Linked DNA regions of Homo sapiens: region 2 is linked to region 1. A link is an interaction called in ENCODE POLR2A ChIA-PET data of the cell type or tissue named here. Cell type or tissue: HepG2. All regions are shown on one strand. Each heading gives the region's core, and the rest is flanking DNA. Links, peaks and the distances in the headings are about the cores only. Region 1 overlaps NEMP2 (nuclear envelope integral membrane protein 2). Region 2 overlaps INPP1 (inositol polyphosphate-1-phosphatase).

Region 1 (4,397 bases), core at 322-4,321:
GGAATGCAGTCACTGCCAGGACTCCCGTGGAATGCAGGGTGAAGGTATGGGTACCTCAACCTGTCTCTCCTGCTGTCCCCTCAGTGCCCTGAATCAGCCAAACCCAACAGGAAGACAGAGGGCAATGAAGCCCATATAATGCAGTCCACAGAGGTTAGCTTCCAGGCACTAAGCGGGGAAGAGAAGGGCTGAGAATAGATCTACACCAACAAACAGGGAATACCAGCTCAATAAGGAAGTGACAGAAACACATTTGTATTTTAGAAAGAATATTCTGTAAGTAGTGTGCAATATTAAAGAACAAAACTGAAAGCAGAAGAACCACTAAGGAGGCCACTGAAGCAATCTAAACAAGAAATGGACTAAGAGAGGCGGGAGAAATAACAGATTAGGAAATTAAATCAGCAGGCTTTACAGATTCATTTTATCAAGGAAAACAAGAAGATGATGTAAAGGTTTCTGATAAGCGGAGAGATAGTGAGGCCCTTTACTCAGATAAGAAATACTAGAAAAAAAGCAAGTTTGTACAGGGAAGTGGGGGTGAGTTCAATTTCGGATATACTGAGTTTTCATTGGTGGGATTCTGTGAAGATGGACAGATCTTCACATCTCCAGCAAGGAGAAATTTGGCTGGAGACAGATGTAGATACCTAAATATATATGTATGCTATATATAATGTATAATACAACTCAACATAACTGAGAGAAAGAGAGATATATATTAACCCTCTGTGTTACAGAGGGCTAATGTAAAATGCCACAAGAAAACTAGAAAGTAATGATGTTCATTTTCTTCTGTGGTCGTTGCTGTATTTGGATTTGAAATGAAGTGGAATGAAAGTCGTAAGTTCTTCCGGATTCAAGATAGAGTGTCACCTCCACATCTGTTCTTTAGGAAACAGGAACAAGGAACACTTATGGGTACACAAAGAAATGGGCTTTACATCCAACCCCTGACTCCTTTAAGGAAAGTGTGGTCAGTTGTTCCTCCTGAAAAACCTGAAATGAAGCTAGAACAACTTGCTACACCAAAGTTGGGGAAGGACTGAGTAAACAGTAACTACTAGTAAACAATCACATCCATGTAGGGAATAATACTGAATATGCTCACACAAGGCCCTGGTCCTGGCCTGAAATATCCTTAGCATTAAGTTGGAGAAAAGTGAAGACAGACTTGGGGAAAGGATCCTGGGAATGCTCGCCATCTCCCAGAACACAACTCCATAAAAGGGAGGGTTTTCCGGTGGCCACACGAAGCAGCAAAATTACACAAGGACCCAACGTATTCAACTGTGACAGTCAAATCAGTCATCTTTACTCTTCACATTATGATAAAATGCATATGTTTCTAAATATATCAAGAAATTTGCAGAGTTTGAGAGTCCAAGATGCAAATACAAGAATCCAGGTGAAAAGCCAGTAAAAACCACAAGAAGGAACCTCTAGAGCAAAGGTCCCCAACCCTGGGGCCAAGGACCAATACCAGTCCATGGTCTGTTAGGAACAGGGCTGCAGGAGGTGAGCGGTGCGCGAGGCGAGTGATCATTACCACCTGAGCTCCACCTCCTGTCAGATCAGCAGTGGCATTAGATTATCATAGGAGCGTGAACCTTACTGTGAACTGAGCAACCTAGGGATCTAGGTTGCATGCTTGTTATGATAATCTAACTAATGCCTGATGATCTGAGGTGGAACAGTTTCATCCCAAAACCACCCCAACCCCACTCCTATCCTGTGGAAAAACTGTCTTCCATGAAACTGGTCCCTGTTGCTAAAAGGTTGAAGACTGCTGTTCTACAGGCTCTCTGTTAAATACAGGATACTAAAAATGAAAAACATGCTCCTGCATGGTGTGTCCATGCACAAGAGCCAAAAGAAGAATTCACAACCAGGGCTATGAATACACAAAGCAACCAATGCTGAGGCACATTTTTGAATATATCTGAGATGCAAATGACTTCTGGCCAAGGGCAGCATAGGGGGAAGTGCAGTCCCAGGGATATCAAAGGGCTGGCAGCTACCTATAGAAAAGAAGAATGTCAAGGAATGTAGTATATAACCTGGAAGATCCTGAGCAACTGCAATGAGAAGACATGAGAACACATTAAATGCTCCCAGTTAGTAAGCAGCAGAGGTGTGGGGATCAGATCTCTGGATTCACCTTGTCATGTTCTGCCTTTGCACAGCCTCCTCGGGGGGGTCTCTAAGCATGGCTAGAGTTAATAACTTTATACTGGGAGTCCTCAAACAAAAGTGATTCCTACCTATCGTTGGAAAGGGAGTGCATTCCAGCAGGGCAGGTGAAGAGCATGAAGTCTCAGGTACACGGACCCAGCAGCCCAAACTATGATAATAATGTTTACTTCCAGACAGGTCTTTCTTCACCACCCATGTGCTCAATGCTAGATGGGCTTTTCTTGTGGGTGCCTCCAAAGGTCCCTCACTGCAATTCTTCTAGTGAGTGCTGCTACTTCAAGGGCTAAATCAACTCTCATAGAACAGTTCCCTTTTGTTAATGGTCTGAGGAAATAACCTTTTGGTGGGGCCTGAGTTTTGCAATCAAATGCTCTCTTCAAATAAGGTTCTTTCCACTTGATCCTAAGACTGTCTCCTAAATCATTCCAAACCTGGAGCTCTTAAGAGCAAGATGATGCAATTTAAGTATAGTGTATACTGCAGTTTCAACATAGGAATAAATGCTTCTCTCTTACCCAAGCCACATTCCTCTTGCACTAGGATGATGTAATAGCCTTCTATCTGGCTGGTCTCCCTGCTTCCAGAATTGCTGCCCCCCAACTACCATGTTTTCCCCTACAACACACTTTTCAATTAGCAAATAGATCTTTTTAAAAACATGAATTGGGCCCGGGTACAATGGCTCATGCCTGTAATTTCGCTTGAACCTGGGAGGCGAGGTTGCAGTGAGCTGAGATCACACCACTGCACTCCAGCCTGGGCGACAGAGTGAGACTCTGTCTCAAAACAAAAACAAACACAAACAAACAAAAACATGAATGGGAACCCATCATTTACCTGCTTAAAACCCTCCAATGGTTTCCTTTTACACCATTAATAAAATCCCCCTCCCTTCCAGGGACCTGAGTGCCTCTATGACCTTCCCTCCTCCACCTTCCCTCCCAGCCCACTGCTCCAGCCACAGCTGGCCTTCCTGTCCTCAAGATGCCAGCGAGCCCCCACATAAAGTTTCCTCAGTCTGCTGCAACCTTCTTCTCCCAGATCTTGGCAGAGCTCATCCCTTCCAATCACTGATATACTCTATCAAACACTCCCTTCTCAGAAAGGCCTTCTTTGACCCCACTGTCTAAACAAACACACCCCAACCACTTCCACCTGCTTTATTCTTTCTTCATATTACATATATATTTATTAGCTTATACTCTGTCTCTCCATGAAGTCAGGGACATTGCATGTTTATCACTGTAACCCCCAGAACTTAAATATTTATCTTTTGTGTGTAGCTTGTGGTTCAAGAGGACTAGTGGGTTATTTAGGCATGTGTGGCCTACCAATGGAAGTCCAGCCAATCTTTGTAAGAGCCTGGCCAGGAATAGTCAGCACCGTAAAAGAAGGTGCACTCTGGCCCTCCCTTGAAACCACCTGATGTAGTAGGATGCCCTTGCCAGCCTGTGCCACTGCCATCCCATTTACAGAACTGACAAAGCATGAGGGCCAGTCTGGAAGCCACAGGCTGCACTTCCCCCTTGCCCTACCCCATGGCCAATACATCCATAGCTAGAGGGTTGAGTACTGTAACCCTTAACATCCTCTGGACTGGGGATCATCTTCTTGCCCCTCACTGGATAGAGGAGGTCAGAAAGAATAGGTGGCATTAAGCTTCTTTTGTTTGACTCATATATGATACATCAGTGTATTCTGGGTAAGGGATCTGCCAGTTAGAGGAAAAGAACTTGTTCTGCATTTCCCCTCAGTCTTCAACCAGATTAAGGACAGCATAGAAGGAAGGAGGTTGTCCTGACTGTTCATGCCTATAGACACGCTAGTAAAAGCATGTTGCAGTGTTTTCCCTCGAATTCTCCAGAGTGGCCTCTGGCTTTTGAGGTGAAGCTGATGTGGAATTTACACAATCCATGAGATTCCACAAAGTGTCAGTGCTTCATGGTGTCCTCTGGCTGCCCTTTTTTCTTATCACCTCTCTCCCGAGGTGAATGAGTCTCAAACAACCCACACAGGAATTCCTAAATATCTAAGGGACCATAAATTCAGCCATAAGAAGCCACAAGCCTAGCTTCAAGTCAGTTCATTAAGCCACGGGCTATTTGGACTAGGCAAAAGACAGTGATTGTCACAAGACTGTTATCACAGCTGGCCCACTGTTCTCTCTAGAGAGAACAGATCTTCCAATCTTAGATTGATTA
Region 2 (4,397 bases), core at 92-4,091, 180 kb before region 1:
GTCAGAAATGTCTCCTGAAGGAGCCAACAGTTGAAATGATTCTCCTTTTGCACATACATTTTTAAAAAACAAACCTTTTTAGTGAATTAGAAATATACACATAAACATTAGGAATCTCAGCAGTTAGCTAATAAATTGATACAAAGTCAACCCACTCGTGTAACCATCACTCATATCCAGAACATTACCAGAGCTGCCATCAGTAACCCCACCTTCTTCTCCAAGGACACCACCATTGTGACTTCCAACGTTGCTATAGGTTGGTTTTGCCTGTTTTTGAACTTTAAATTGATTAAATGGCACAGCATATATCTTTTGTGCCTGACCTCTTTCACTTGACAGCATGTTTTTGTGAGATGCATCCATGTTGTTGCCTATTGTCGCAATTCATTCATTTTCTCTGCTGTATAGCATTTCATTACATGAATATGCTGCAGTTTATTCCATTTTACTATTGATGCTTGTTTGGGTTATTACCAATGTTAGATTATTACAAATAATGCTGCTCACAAGTACGTGTCTTTTAATCCATACCTGCATGAGTTTTGTTGGGTAAATATCTACAAGGGAAATTAAATTGCTGGATCATAGATTATACTTATAGTCAACAAATTACAAATAGTTTTCCAAAATGATTATACCAATTTCATTCATGCCCGCAGTTCATAAGAGTTTCTGTTGCTCCATACCCTTAGCAAAACTTGAAATTTTCAGTCTTTTTTATTTTAGCTATTCCATTGGATACATAGTGGCACCCTGTTGAGATTTTAAGTTGCATCTTCCTGATGACTAATATGGTAGACTGTGTTTCTGTATGTTTATTGGCCATTTGGATATCCTCCTGTATGAAGTGCCTATTCAAGCTTCTTGCCCTTGAACTGATTCTGAGAAGGTGAGTGAGCATTAGGTCGAGAAAGCAGGAAGAAGGGCGTGTCAACCAGAGGGAGCAGCATGTGCAAATTTACAATCTTCCCAGAGCAGGAGAGCAAATGGATAGTGCAAAATCAGCTACTAAAAGGCTAAACTTAATCAGAGCCCATGAGGTAATGACAGCAACATCACCCGGATCAACATGAAATAAGACCCAGGAAGTACAGGCAGTCCCAAACTGTAATATTTATTGGATCCTGAGAAATGTTTGACAGTCAAATATCTGAAAGTTGAACATGGCTTATACACTGGGAAAACAATTTAGTTTTCAATGAGCTAAAAGGCAGTATTGCAAATCTCTAGTAAGGCTTGTAGTACAGTTTCCCTCTGGCCTCACAGGAATCTCAGGGGAGGCTACCATTAGCAAGTGACACAACACAGCGAGCCCCCCCTCCATATTTAGTGTGGGCCCACTTCCATTCCCCTGTCCCTTCTGCACAAACAACCTCCAATCTTTAAAACTACTCCCCAAGGCAGCCCTTGAGTATGGAGCAAAGGAGAGGTGGGACGAAGTCTATGTTTCCCCTACAACAGCAATGTGATCTGAATAGAACCTTGGCCACTGCCATCATGTGGCCACCTACACAGACTCCTGGACAGCTGTACCCCCTTGGAAAAGGTCATGAGAAACACCTTCTTGTAAAACACCCAGATATTTCACGGAAGCTTGGCCTTTTCCACTAGCAGCAATAGCTGTCAGGCAGGCCCACCACGCAATAGCTTCAAATTGCCATTCCTCAGAAGATGAGAGCCAGAATTCAGGATGTGAACCGTGGGGGTGGGGTGGAGTCAATGCGCAATGGGCAAAAATGTGTACTCTGTAAAGTGTTGAATTATCTGCCGGAAGAGGGAAATGTCAACAGAAGTGCTTTGACCCGCTTGCCTATTGATTAGAGAGCAGTTCTGTTTTGTGGCAGGCCCTTATCTATGTCATCACCCTTCTGTCACTGTGGACAACAAAAGGGCACAGCCAGCTTCTGCTACAACCAGGCTCTTCACATGAGAAGGAGCACTCTGGGCCCTAGAATCCTCACAAAATATCTCCCTTGACAGAAAAATGGCTCTCCCAAGCCAGTCATAGACTGTCTACCATGAAGCCAGAGTAGTCTCAGCCTCTAGGAGCCAGGGTTTCCACCCAGATGCCCAGAAACTGAAGCAATCAGATCTGGCCGACAAAAAGGAACTTTATTTGGGTTACTCAGAGAATTGCAAGTAGTTCCCAGGCTTTGGATTTAATGGAGTAGTAAGTTTTAAGAAAAGGTTTCAGTGACCCATATAAACTTGCCAACCTCTTACTTTCTCAAGTTAAGACATGTGACTGTGGTTTCTGTGAGGTTGTATTTCAGAGTCATAGCTATCATTTATTATCTGCCATGTGTAAAGCTCTGTGCTCTGTGATATTTTTCCAGAAATATCTCATTTGATCTTCACAACATCACTGCAAGGTAACTATTAATCTTTATATTAAAGGTAAAGAGAGAGTCTCAGAGAGGGTAAGAAAATACCTGATGCCACACAGCTAGTTAGTAGCAGAGTTATGTTTTGAACCCAGGCCTTTCTGATTCAAAAGCCTGTGTATTTTCCACTATATAGTTTATCCCATCTGAAATATGTCTAAATTATTCAGATAGGATTTTTAAACCTCTGATGTTCTGATAATGGCTGGAAATTTGAGATTTATCTTTGTGGAGAGGTTTGGGTTTCCAAGAAAAGTCTTAAGAACCTTTTTTCCTTCTGACATACTTCAATTCCTTTAGTAGCTCTCCAACTGGACTAGACAATCCTACAAAAGCAAAAGAGACCCTAATTCTATCTGACATTGTGACACAATTTTATGTTAAACATATAGATACGTACATTTGGTTTGAGATGGAAGGAATGAAACTTCTTTAAGCCCATTTTGCTGAAATGTGACTTGAAATAGATTGTTACAAAACAAGGCTTATGAGAGGTTCAGTGCTCACTGCAATATTAATTACTTGGCTGTTAAAGCGAATAGCTTTTAGTGGGAACGACTGCCTCACAGATGTTTCTTATTGACGACATAAATGGGGAGGAAAACACTATCCCATTTTCACTTTTGGCCAGAAAACAAAAGACAAAGGAATAGATTGTGTCAGCTAATAGATTGGGTCGCTAAGGTAACCACGGCCTGTCTTTCAGGAGAGGTTTTAGGGGCTAAATTATGTTACTTCAAAATTCACATGTTGAAGCCCCAACCCCCAGTACCTCAGAATGGGACTGTACTTGCAGATAGGACCTTTAAAGTTTATGTGAGGTCATACAGGCGGATCCTTATCCAGTCTGACTGGCGTCCTTGTAAGAAAAGGGAGACATGCCAGAGATTAACGCCCACGATGGAAAGGCCAGGTGAGGCCACAATGAGAGGGGCCGTCTGTGAGCCAAGGAGCAAAGCCTCAGGAGAAACCAGTCCTGCTGACACCTTGCTCTTGGACTTCCAGTCCCCAGAACTGTGAGAAAGTGCGATTTTATTGTTAAGCTACCCAGTCTTAACAAACTAACACCAGAAGAATTAGGTATTGGGCATGCCCCCTGCCATCAATGCCATGACAGTTAAGGGAGACATCAGTGGAACTTAATAGATGAGCTTTTACTACCCAGAAGGGTCCTTAACAGAGGCTGAAGATCAGCTGGAGAAAAGGTTTTTCTGAGAGTAAAAGGGAAGTCAAATAGTGACGTATAATGATCAAACCTAGTGACAGATATCAACTAGGGGTGTGTGTGTGTGTGTGTGTGCATTTTTTTTTTTTTTGCTATATAATGTACCTTATAATACTAATGTACTTATGATTATTATCCAACAATTACTGATTTTCCCTTATTTTAATAGTTAACAATTGATGAAAAGATTTCACTGGCTAGAGTACTGGTCAACAGTGGGGGCTTCTGCCAGCTTGCCTAGGTTTGAATCTTGTCCCACAACTTCCTAGCTCTGTGATTTTCAGTAAACAATCTCCTTGTGCCTCAGGTTCTTCATCTGTAAAATGGAGATAATAGTACCTACTTCCTAAGGTTATATAAGAATTAAATGAGTTAATACATGTAAGGTGCCTAGAAGGATGCCTGGCATATAGTAAGCACCTAGTAAATGTTAGCTGTTTCAATTTTAACCTATCTCTGCACAAGAATAACAGATAGCAAAACCATTGTACCTACATTGTTTCACCAAGATACCTGCCAGCAGGTGCCAGCTGCCACTAAAATTGCCAGCATAGAGGTAAAGAAAAATAAGCAACCTGGAGAACTGGAGCTATTAAATCTGTGTTTAGAGTTATACAGGTTGCTGACAAAAATACAGATTCCTAGGGCTTGTCTCCAGAGATTCTGATTCACTAAGCTGGGGTAGAGTCCAGCAATCTGTTTTTTTAGAAGGCCATCTTGGGTAATTCTGATACAGGTAACTCTCAGAACATCCATTGAGAAATACTAATCAAAAGGAATTTCTT

The links. ChIA-PET counts read pairs that join two places held together with the same protein. Peaks named below come from ENCODE experiments on the same cell type or tissue, not always from the same donor. Only the 100,000 strongest peaks of a DNase experiment are listed, where the experiment ranks them.
Region 2: POLR2A ChIA-PET joins it to region 1 with 5 read pairs; 6 of 35 experiments call an interaction of 5 or more read pairs at or near these places.

The regions. Positions count from the first base shown.
Region 1 is chr2:190,526,198-190,530,594 of GRCh38, forward strand. The region is part of intron 1 of NEMP2 (nuclear envelope integral membrane protein 2); the gene reads right to left. Among named protein-coding and RNA genes, the nearest start is that of NEMP2, 6.3 kb to the right of the region's middle. In HepG2, for the core only: no CTCF peak of the experiment used is centred there; DNase peaks (open chromatin) are centred at 2,584 and 4,074.
Region 2 is chr2:190,351,260-190,355,656 of GRCh38, forward strand. All of the region lies in intron 2 of INPP1 (inositol polyphosphate-1-phosphatase), which reads left to right. Among named protein-coding and RNA genes, the nearest start is that of INPP1, 9.9 kb to the left of the region's middle. In HepG2, for the core only: a CTCF peak has its summit at 1,510 (motif pointing left); a DNase peak (open chromatin) is centred at 1,802; H3K4me3 peaks cover 359 bases.